Linked DNA regions of Homo sapiens: region 2 is linked to region 1. A link is a loop called in an ENCODE intact Hi-C map of the cell type or tissue named here. Cell type or tissue: GM12878. All regions are shown on one strand. Links, peaks and the distances in the headings refer to the core of each region. The heading gives the core; the rest is flanking DNA. Region 1 overlaps LOC105379013 (a long non-coding RNA gene). Region 2 overlaps PIK3R1 (phosphoinositide-3-kinase regulatory subunit 1).

What was found. Hi-C counts contacts between places; a loop is a spot of excess contacts. Peaks named below come from ENCODE experiments on the same cell type or tissue, not always from the same donor. Only the 100,000 strongest peaks of a DNase experiment are listed, where the experiment ranks them.
Region 2: it touches region 1 in a loop (5-fold over the local background); 2 of 110 quality-filtered maps call a loop at or near these places.

Annotation. Positions count from the first base shown.
Region 1 is chr5:68,432,132-68,437,514 of GRCh38, reverse strand. It overlaps LOC105379013 (a long non-coding RNA gene), which reads left to right. Exons shown (of 5, transcript XR_007058804.1): 4 at 3,930-4,046. Among named protein-coding and RNA genes, the nearest start is that of PIK3R1, 220 kb to the right of the region's middle. RefSeq lists enhancers at 2,554-2,613, 2,999-3,293, 2,984-3,323, 2,602-3,801. In GM12878, for the core only: no CTCF peak of the experiment used is centred there; DNase peaks (open chromatin) are centred at 1,657 and 3,044; H3K27ac peaks cover 2,878 bases.
Region 2 is chr5:68,301,120-68,306,502 of GRCh38, reverse strand. It overlaps PIK3R1 (phosphoinositide-3-kinase regulatory subunit 1), which reads right to left. Exons shown (of 16, transcript NM_181523.3): 16 at 4,682-5,383. Among named protein-coding and RNA genes, the nearest start is that of PIK3R1, 88 kb to the right of the region's middle. In GM12878, for the core only: no CTCF peak of the experiment used is centred there; a DNase peak (open chromatin) is centred at 2,936; H3K27ac peaks cover 424 bases.

The sequences.
Region 1 (5,383 bases), core at 69-5,068:
TTTGGGAGCCTGTGTGTCTGCTCACAGCTAGGAGGAAAGCAGAGGAAGGCCAGTTCTCCTTACTTTTTGCCTGTTGTGGCCCAGCTAACCCAATAAATGAAATTCAGGTTGCTGTGAGATGGTCAAGGTCTGGGCTTTACATCTGGCAGGGAGACAGCTCCTTTCTGAGGATGACAGCTGCAGCTTCAGCTCTACCTGGGAGCTGTCTCCCCATGGGGAAGATGTTCATAGCCAGCTGTCTCTTTTGTGTGCAGTTCCTGGGATTGTTCAAACTGGTAGAAGCTGAGAGAGCCCAAGGGAAGGGAATCTGCAGCTATAGAGCCCAACATGCCTTCTACACACACACACACACACACACACACACTTGCCCTCATTCCTTTAAAACAGAAAGAAGCCAGAACATGTGATGTGGTCAGCTGTTTGGATTCTTAGAGAGTGTTGAGTCTAAGTAATGGGGCAAGTTGTGGGGAGGGCACTTATGGTTTTGGTGGGGAGGGCAGGGACCATTCCAGCTCTAATCAGAAGGATAAAGGAAGTAAGCAGACCAGCAGACCTGGCCTCTGGCATGTGAAACAGCATCCACATGCCCCCCTCCCGATGTCCTATCAGATCTCATTAACCCTCTCCCATTCCATTATCCAGGCACTGCCTCCTTACCTGCCTTGATTATCTCGGCTAGCTGCCAGGGTTGATAAGAAATCTGTCCCAAAATGGCAGAGGGCTAACAGATTAAGGGGTTCCCTCTCAGGGACTTAGCCCTTCGGGTGGGCTGTCTCACAGTTCCCAATTCTTCCAGAGCCAAAGGAAAGCCACAGAAGCATGAAATGTCAGGAAGATTAGACAGACATTTCTGGGCCACAAGCCTGTGTGATGCTTTTCAGATCAAAACCCAGGTCGTGCCTGCTATGTTTGTAGGAAGGAGGGAGTCTGGGTGGGAAATTAGAGAAAGTACAGCACCCTCTGTCCTGAAGAACCTTTCATCCCTGAACTCAGAGGTGTAAGCTGCCCTTCTGAAACACAAATCCTTATCTACTCTCATTTTCCAAATGTTTTGTGTTTCTATATGAAAATCTTTAGATTTGCTGAACCATTGGGCCCCAAAAATATGGCCCAGGTCACTCAAACCTATATATTTTCTTCCTATGATTTTCCTCAGGGCAATTCATGTCGTCACAGGTGGCCCCACCCCCCAAAGCCTTCACCTGAAGGTATTGCAAGCCAACTTTCCAGTTATTTGTTAAAAATAAAATGATCCTTAAAGGATGTGATGGTCAGCCAAGATACTAGAGTTGTTAGCTTTCATCGGACAAAAGGACTTTCAGTGTCAGCTCTGCTTATTTCATTTAGCTTGGATGGCGACCTACATCTCTCAGCATGAAAGGCCCAAAGCGATGTTTCAGGAAGAATAATCCAAAGAACTACGGGTATCAAACTCCCTGGGAACTTGTTAGCATACCAATCCTGGGCTGAGAATATGATTTTAAGGGGATTGATGCTTTAGAATTTCTGGACTAAAGGTTGCTGTTTCTCTTGAAGTGGCAACTCCATTTGAGTGGCAGGTTATCCTGTCTGTCATTACCTGGAGAATTATACAGAAATCTTCTGCATAGCAAGAAGTCCCACCACACTCAGGGCATTGGGGAAATAGGGTGGTGGCAAGCCTATGTTCAGTTAGGGGGATCCCTGCCCTGTGCTGCCGGAGGAAGTGCCCTGTGCTGCAATGAGGAAGTTCACTGCTGTCTTTCTCAGGAACTCAGACCAACATGAAAATAGGACTCCTGAACTTAGAGCCTATGTTTTGTCCACAAGATTATCCAATCTGCAACAAGCACCAGAACTTGTCTGAGATCCTGAAATCCAGAGAGCCTAGCCAGCTGGGCATATACCAAGCTCTAGCATAGGAGAGAGGCCAGCTACTCAGCCAGGGCACATGGCCCTGGGGCAGCCTGGCCCTGGACAGGTGGAGCCAACCTCTCCAAGAACTTTCCAACACTCCACCATTCTCTGTTTACCCCAGAGGCATATTAGGCTGACTGAGACATCCTTGAGAACACAGGGAAGCTTCAACTACCTATGACTGAAATCATGATCATCATCATCATCTAGTTCTAAACAAAATCATCCTAGGAGGCAGCATGCCCTTGTACAAATTTCAAATCTGATACAAATAGCTGTGTGGCGTTAGGCAGATTCCCTCTCTGTACTTACGGTTCCTCATCTATAAAACAGAGTTAATAAAAGAACCCTAATCCCAGCACTTTGGGAGGCTGAGGCGGGCAAATCACGAGGTCAAGAGATTGAGACCATCCTGGCCAACGTGGTGAAACTCTATCTCTACTGAAAATACAAAAATTAGCTGGGCATGCTGGTGCGCACCTGAAGTTCCCAGCTACTCGGGAGGCTGAGGTAGGAGAATCGCTCAAACCCAGGAGGCGGAGGTTGCAGTGAGCCGAGATCGTGCCACTGCACTCCAGCCTGGTGACAGAGTGAGACTCTGTCTCAAAAAAAAAAGAATCCGTCTCTTAGGTTCGTTGTAAGAATTAAATGAGACAATGTGTACCAAATTCTTAACAGAGTCTGGAATATAATAAGTGTTCTGTAGACAGGGCCACAGCTAGCATGCAGGGTGTCTTTGTGGTAATTGGAAAAGGGTGTGCTCATTTGGGTAGACACATTAGAAAAAGATGTCCCTTCCTCTGGGCTGGCTCAGGCTGGTGCCTGACTTGGGAAGCAGAGTTCCTCCCTCGGCTGGCCACCCTTTGGCTGGTCACAACCCACAAAACTGAAGGTGGAGGCCCTGTCCGTACATGTTTGCTATGGTAAGTACCAACAGTTCTTGCAGACGGACAACTGTGTGCGCTCTCACTGTGGAGGCCCCCTTGGAGGAGGTAGCTGACTCTCACTTCTCAGAACCACAGTGCTAGGCTCAGCAGAGTCTCATCTTGATAAACTTCTGTGAGAACAAAGGCATGGGGACACACTGAATTTTCCTTTTCTGAGCTTGAAACCAGCTGATCATGCTTCCTGTTTCTCTAAGGGCTTCCCTGACATAGACGACTTGCTTCTTTCAAATTTGGTCATCGCCCTCTTGCCTTCCTGTGTGAGTCAGCGTGGCTGCCCTTGTGCACGCCAGGCTCCTGTCTGTGCTCCGGGGCCTGTTTCCTGGCCTCCCCAGGTAATTCCCCTCGGCCAAGGGTGAGCGTCCCCGCCCACGTCCCCTCTGCCTGGAGACGTGCGTGCGCTGGGGACATGAGTCACAGCAGCCCGCCCGTCCTCTGCATCTGAAACTATTATTGGAATGCCTCTGCGCACAGCACATGCCTGCTTCCCAGATTTCACAGGCCCCTGCTCAGGGATCTGCAAACCACATTGCTCAGCCCGAGATTCCACGCGGGTGATCACGAGGTGGTTTGCTCTAAGCTGGAACTTTTCTAAGAAAGTAGGTTTCTTTAAGCCAGGCATTCTGCATTCTTCAAAAAGCGTCAACCACATGTCTCCAGCGAGCGCCTAGCAATGTGCCTGCCTTAATGGGTAATGCAAAATAAATCGTTCTGGAGCTCTGAGAAGGACACAGTAAAAAGAAGAGCAAAAATGAGCATCTCAAATAAGAGATGTGGCAGGACAGATCCTTATGGGCCTGGAGAGTTAAACCCACAAAAAGAAAGGGAAGAAAGAGGCAGAAGATCGGGAGGAGGACCATGAGAAAGAACCAACAGAGGCAAACAACTTGAACAAAGATGCAGAGGGAGAATGTGTCGGACTTGTTTACAGGAACCTAAACACGGAACCAAATTTGAATTTTGAAGATCCTTCTCTTTTTCTCTTGCTAGGATGATTAATAGCCTCTAGTGTGAGAGAATTTGTTGTTGTGAGGTGATAAAACTGCTTTGAATGCTATAAGGTATACAACTCTTGTCTCCCTTTTACAGATGAGGAAACTGAGGCACAAAAAGGTGAAGTCCTGAGCTCACAGTCATGCAACCAGCAGGTGGTGAAACACACCTCCAAGCTGCCTGCCTCCTAAGCATCAAGCTTTGTGGCCCAGGGTGAGAACAGATTTTTGTTTTTCCAGGTGGATATTTGAAAGGGAGGAGCTAAGGTTAGTTCACTGATCCTTCTTCCTTCTCTGAACTCCTGATGCAGATTTCCCTTCTTCCATGCTAGATCTTGGTGTATGTCCAGGTGACTAGGATCTCAGGATCTCAGGCAAGTTCTGGTGCTTGCTGCAGGTTGGATAATCTTGTGGACAAAACAGGCTCTAAGTTCAGGAGTCTTATTTTTATGTTGGTCTGAGTTCCTGAGAGAGACAGCAATTAATTTCCTCATTTTCCCTATTTGACATGGACACGAGAACATGAGACTAACAAAGAAACAACCTTTTGCTAGACCATTTTCAGATCCTATGAAAGAAAATGATAAAGAGAAAAGTAGCTCCTGGGGCAAAGTGGAAGCAGATCCTGGAAGAAGTTGCAGGTGGGCTTATGTCAGAGGCGCCCTAGCAGTAGGTGTGCGAAAAGAGAGCAAGGGAAAGATGGGAAGTCCCTCCTCAAGCAGCAAACGCATGTGGCATCCCAGCATGGCTGGAAGCCACCTCTATCACTTCCTTCCGCCAGTGACAATGAAACGGAAAGGGAGCTTGTGACTCACTTCACCTGGCAAGGTGGTGCTGGAACAGGACACTTCCGTGAATCAAGGCTGATTGATCTTATTCTATTTCTAGACACATATCTTACCCAGAGTGCCTCTCCTTCTGAAAGAGTGGCCACCTCATAAAAGTGAAGAGAACACTGTCAGTGGGAATGTAAAACGGTGCAGCCACTGTGGAAAAACTTATGGCATTTCTCAAAAAATTGAAAAGAGAATTACCATATGACCCAGCATTTTCACTTATAGGTATAATATATACCCCAAAGAGTAGAAAGCAGGACTCCAACTGATGTTTGTACACCATGTTGATAGAGCATTATTCACAGTAGCCAAAAAAATGGAAGCAACTCCAGTGTCCATTGATAGATGAGTAAATAAACAAAATGTGAAATACACATGCAATGGAATATTATCCAGCCTTAAAAACGAAGGACAGTCTGACATATGCTTTGACATAGATGAACCTTGAGGACATCATACTAAGTGAAATAGGCCAGTCACAAAAAGACAAACACTGTATGATTCCACTTACGTAAGATATCAAGAACAGTCAGACTTTTATAAGGGAGGGGGAAATGAGGAGTCGTTTAATGGGTACAGAGTTTCAGTTTTGTAAGATGAGTTTTGGAGATTACATTGGTTGTACAATAATGTGAGTATACTTAACACATTGTTAATGGTACACTTCATAGTTAAGATGGTAACGTTTATGTTGTGTGTATTTTATCACGATGAA
Region 2 (5,383 bases), core at 126-5,125, 130 kb after region 1:
CACTGGAACTATGAAAGCATTGTGCACCCCTTTTTTTTTTTTGCCTGGCTAATAGGAAGCTTTGTTTTCTTTCAATTATTGAAACTTAGAGACAATTGGTTTTTATTTTCAATAACATCTCCCTTCCTTTCTTCCTTCACTACTTGTTTTGTGTCTATTTCATGGCTTTTTTGTCATACTTATATTTAATGTTATACAGTGTATATTAATGTATACAATGTATTTAATGTTATAAATACATTGAATGTATTTAATGTTATAAATACATTCAATGTATTTAATGTTATACAATATTTCAGAATAATAGAAGAGCCAGCCACACATAAATTGGTGATTTTTAGTCCATTGGATGAGTAAATCAATGCTGTGTGCCTAAGAGCCAATAAAAGGTAAATACTTCCTGAAAGTAGGTACAGATATGAATAAATATAAATATCTTATATAAAATATCTTAAAAGTTACAGATTTTGGGTGATTTACCATGTGTCCAGCCAGCCCTATCCTAAAAACGACAGGAAATCGAAAGCGATAGTTTTGGGGAATCTAATCTTGATAGGCAAGACTGACTAACAACTATATTTATTGCCTTCCATTTATTAAGTGCCAGCCATGTTGCAGGTGCATTCTGTACATCTTATTTAATGCTCACCCCTAGAGACTCCAATAAGTCAGGTTTTCTATTAAATGGATACCCAGGTGATCCTAATGTTCAGCTAGGGTTGAGAATTTCTCATCTAAAATAAAAGGAAAAGGTACAGTTGCATGCAGATCACGTCTAATGTGCCAAGGCAAAGAGCCAAGTGAGGCCCTGGCATCTGTCCCTGGACAGGGAGAAAAGTGGCTTGCCTGAAGCTGAGGTGTGTGATGTCAGCTGTCTGAACCACCTGCAGCATGGGAACTGCAGATGGGAACATTGAACTCTAGAGAACTTATAATGGAGATAATGCCTTTGACAGTATTGAAAAACCAAACATGTCACCTGAAAAGTGATTATATTAAAGAAGTACAATGGTCTAGCCTCAATAGAACCAGCTTCCATGAAGGCTGGTGGGAGGAGCAACCACCAGGAGTACATGGGCCTGTTTTACTAGAGTAGGAAACATTTGAAATGTCAACTCTTCTCTGAAGCTTGGCCTAGCTGCTCATGCAGGCCTGCTTGAGACTTAGTGTTCATTCCTCTCTGTATCTCATGATAGAGGGCAGTTGTTTGAGTTTGCTTTCACCAGCAGACTGTAATCTTTGATTTCACCTGTCTTATCACTGGACCTTCAGAGGGAAATAGTGTCCAGCAAATAGTAGGTGCTCAATAAAGCTTTGAATGAATCAGTACGTTAGACATCTCGTTGGATGTCTTATCCTCGCAGGTCCAAAGAAACAGATCATCACCACTGTCAACAAAACTATTTTAAATAGTTTTAAACATGGCACTGGGCCTCTGTTAGAGGACAGTAAATATGACATAAAGTGACTAGCACATCATCTCCATTGTGATGAAGTTATCTATATTTTTTGATTTGTGAGGGTTTGGACTATAAATCACTGAGTTCTGAAATGAGAGCTCCATAAATAAATTGGTTCCAGCGAGTTAGTCTTACAACGTATGGTATATTTCACAGTCAAAACTATAATTCTAATGAGCAGTCTTGGTGATGAATAGACCTCCCTTGTAACTTTCTTCCTAATGTGATTAGTGGTGGTAGTTAGAGGTTGACTGTCCTGTTCTCATATTATAGGCCAAACCTTTACACCTGTCAAGACAGGTATAGATTTAGAATATTTTATTTAACAAGTTAAGCCTGAGGTGATGCTTCAGACTCTTATGATTGAGTGCTACAGAGAGAAGGGAATTTCTCTTTTCCTTCTGGAAAGCAAAATGCAGATTAGCATGTTGGTGATTACTCATTTATCCTCCACACCCTCCCTCCCCCAAAGCATCTCAGCGGTTTTCTGTTGAGTTGATTTATGACAGCAATACCAAACTGGAGGTTACAAAGTGCTATCTTTTGAGAAGATAATCTGAAGTTTGGAGAGTGAATAATCAATTCTGTCTCTTTAAGATATTGCAACTGATTTTTATTTTTAAATAGACCTTTTAAGGGACAAGTTCGGGGGAAAAAAAAGGGTTTTTGAAATTGACTGACATTGTATCAGGTCTTAACAGACTCTACTTTCCTGCCTCCCACCATGCCCCAGAGGGTTTGGTAGGCCAAATTCTCTTAGCACTTCACGCTTTAGGTAGATGGGCAGAGTGTCATTTCCAAATACACTCTCTCCACACTGTCAAGAACTTGGCTGCCAGTTTAGATTCGCCTCAAGTGTCACTTTTAAGATGTCAGCAAGAAAAGTATACCCCAATTCGAGGCATGCTTTCACTTGGCCATAGTCACTGGCAACATAAAGGACCATTAGTTGTGGGTTAAAATTGGTGGTCAAGTTGTAAATGGAGAATTGGGGGACTGGGAATCTTCATTCAGCTCACTTAATCACAGCATATGCTCTAGAAGGAGTCCCAGAGGCCCATACCTTTATCTCACAGATAAGGAGTTGGAGGCCTGGAAGGTGCCTTGAATTGGCCCACTTCCCACAGCTGGTTAAAGACAGATAAAAAGAGCAGACTGGGCCTCCTAAACTGCAAATCAATCTGTTTTCTTTTTCCTATGGCCTACATTATGAAAATAAATTAGAAAGTAACATATCACTCATTAATGGTAATGGTTTTTAGTTAAAATGCTAGAAGTACTATTTCAGTAAGCAGGTGATCTAAAGTCGTGATCTTCAAACTTTAGTATACATTAAAATCACTCAGCTTGTTGAAACAGATTGCTGGGCTCCAGTGTCAGAGTTAGTAGGTCAGGGGTAGGGCCTGTGAATTTGTACTTCTAACAGGTTTCCAAGTGATGCTGATGTGAATGCTGTTAGTCTGGGAACCACACTTTGGGAACCACTGGTTTAAAGCAAGCCCAGGCTATTTCCTGTGATTCATCATTGACCACCTGTGCACTGTCTACTAATTGAAAGCCACATGGTTACCTCCCCAGCAAAAAGTTACCAGTGAGCCTTTTTTTTTTTTTTTTTTTGCATTCTCTTGTGCATTTTCCATTGAAAGTCTATTACATTACAGCATAGGGGCAAAGAGCTCTGGCTTGAGAAGCCTATGCGTTCAACTCTGTTCTCAGATGCTGCATGATCTTGAGCAAGTCATCTCACATCTATGCTTGTTTTCTCATCTAAAGAATGGGAATATAATCATCTTACCCAGGTAATTGTGGAAAGAGTAAAACAAAGAGTTTAACAGATAATAATCACTTGATATGTCAGAGACCAGTGTGTGTATGTGGGGGGGGAATTACCCTAGCTCTTACTGGAATAATTGAATGATAATTACTTGAGTGAGGGAAGGGTTCAGAAACCAAATGGGGGTGGTGAGGGAAACCAGACGTTTAGCAACAGCATAAAGCTGCAACCACTTCTTGGGCTGGAGTAAAAAATGGGAGTAGGTAATGTTTCCAGAGCCTTCTCCTGAGAGCTAGAGCAGAGGGGGTTTGCTCAGACCTGAAAATGAGGGTCTATCTGGCAGGAGCTAGAGCCAGGGAAGAGACACCTAGAAGCCCCAGGACAAGCGCTCCAGCGAATATAGTTCTCTGTGATACCAAACAGAGCAGGGGGAAAGCAGAACATCAGTCTGGGAGCTACTGCCATACTCAAAAAATATTAGTCATTGTTGCCCTGAGAGTAATTATTTGTACGTCCCTCTCCCCTCTACTACTAGACTATGTCTTTCAGGTCTAGACCCTCACTGTGTCTACATGTAAACACCATATACATGCAAAGTGGTATTGCCTTAAGTCCACTTAGCAATCAAAACAAATGGGAAAGTTATCCTACAGTAAGACTTGTGTATCTTGACTAGGTGATACAATGTAAAATCTGCATTTGAGGTGTAACTTAGCTCCCTGTCTACAGTCCCATGTCATCCCTGCACTGTGAGTGTTCAAAATATGCAGACTGCACAACAGAGACAAAACTGGACACTTCGTTCTTAGAGGATGATTCTCAAGGTTTGGGTATGAATGCGGAGGAGGCGAGAATTGAAGGATGATGGGCATTCTAGTTTTCCTATAGCGAGAACGTGCCTTGAAGGGACATTACCTAGGTGTATTTCCTCATTTAAGATGGTGAAATTGGCCGGGCGCGGTGGCTCACGCCTGTAATCCCAGCACTTTGAGAGGCCGAGGCGAGTGGATCACGAGGTCAGGAGATCGAGACCATCCTGGCTAACACGGTGAAACCCCGTCTCTACTAAAAATACAAAAAATTAGCCGGACATGGTGGCGGGCGCCTGTAGACCCAGCTGCTCGGGAGGCTGAGGCAGGAGAATGGCGTAAACCCAGGAGGTGGAGCTTGCAGTGAGCCGAGATAGCGCCACTGCACTCCAGCCTGGGCAACAGAGTGAGACTCCGACTCCGTCTCAAAAAACAGTGAAATTATGAAAGACAGCTCATATGTATTACTTACATGTGACCACTCAATGTCCTTCTCAACTTTACAAAAATGAGATACTGTGATAACAATCAAAAGGGAGTGGGTGGGAGACAACAGAAATAGCAGCAACATTTATAAGCCAAAAGGTAGCTGTTTTAGAAAGATTTCTTAGGTGATAAGTGAAATTTCAACCCAAAACTTCAGTTTCAAAACAACCTTTATTCTGTTTGAAGATCTAATACAATGCATTAAAGCAACTTAAAACAAGACATAGCTCCATTGAATCTATAACTTGAACGAAATGTCAAGGAGGCACACTACCCCCACCCCCCACCCCAGTTGCCTTGTGAAGGCAAAGTTACAACTGACCGTGACATCCTCCCTCTCGTCAAAAGACCAACTTTATTTTAACAATGTCATATAAACAGATTTTTAAAAACATTGAACAGATTGTAGCTTTAAAAAATACACAGGTATAAATGAGTTTTTTTTTGTTTTGATTTTTTTAAATACATATATATATGTGCATATATATACATATATGTATATACATATATATATACACATATATATATATATACACACACATATATATATATATATATATATATATATATATATATATATACACACACACACACACACACACACACATATATATATATATATATATATATAGCAGCATCCTGGGCAGCTAATGCTATCTCATGGTGACAAGTTTCATGTTAAGTTGGATAGTCTTTCCAATTGACTCAATTCTATTTCCTCCCCACCCATAATACCAGTATTTTATAGAACTAGCTTTTTAAAAAATAAGAATTTGGCATTTTGGAACTTTGTCCCATGTGAGACATTGTGCTTTAAACTGCCCCTTTCTAAAAATGACCCTAAACTCAAACAG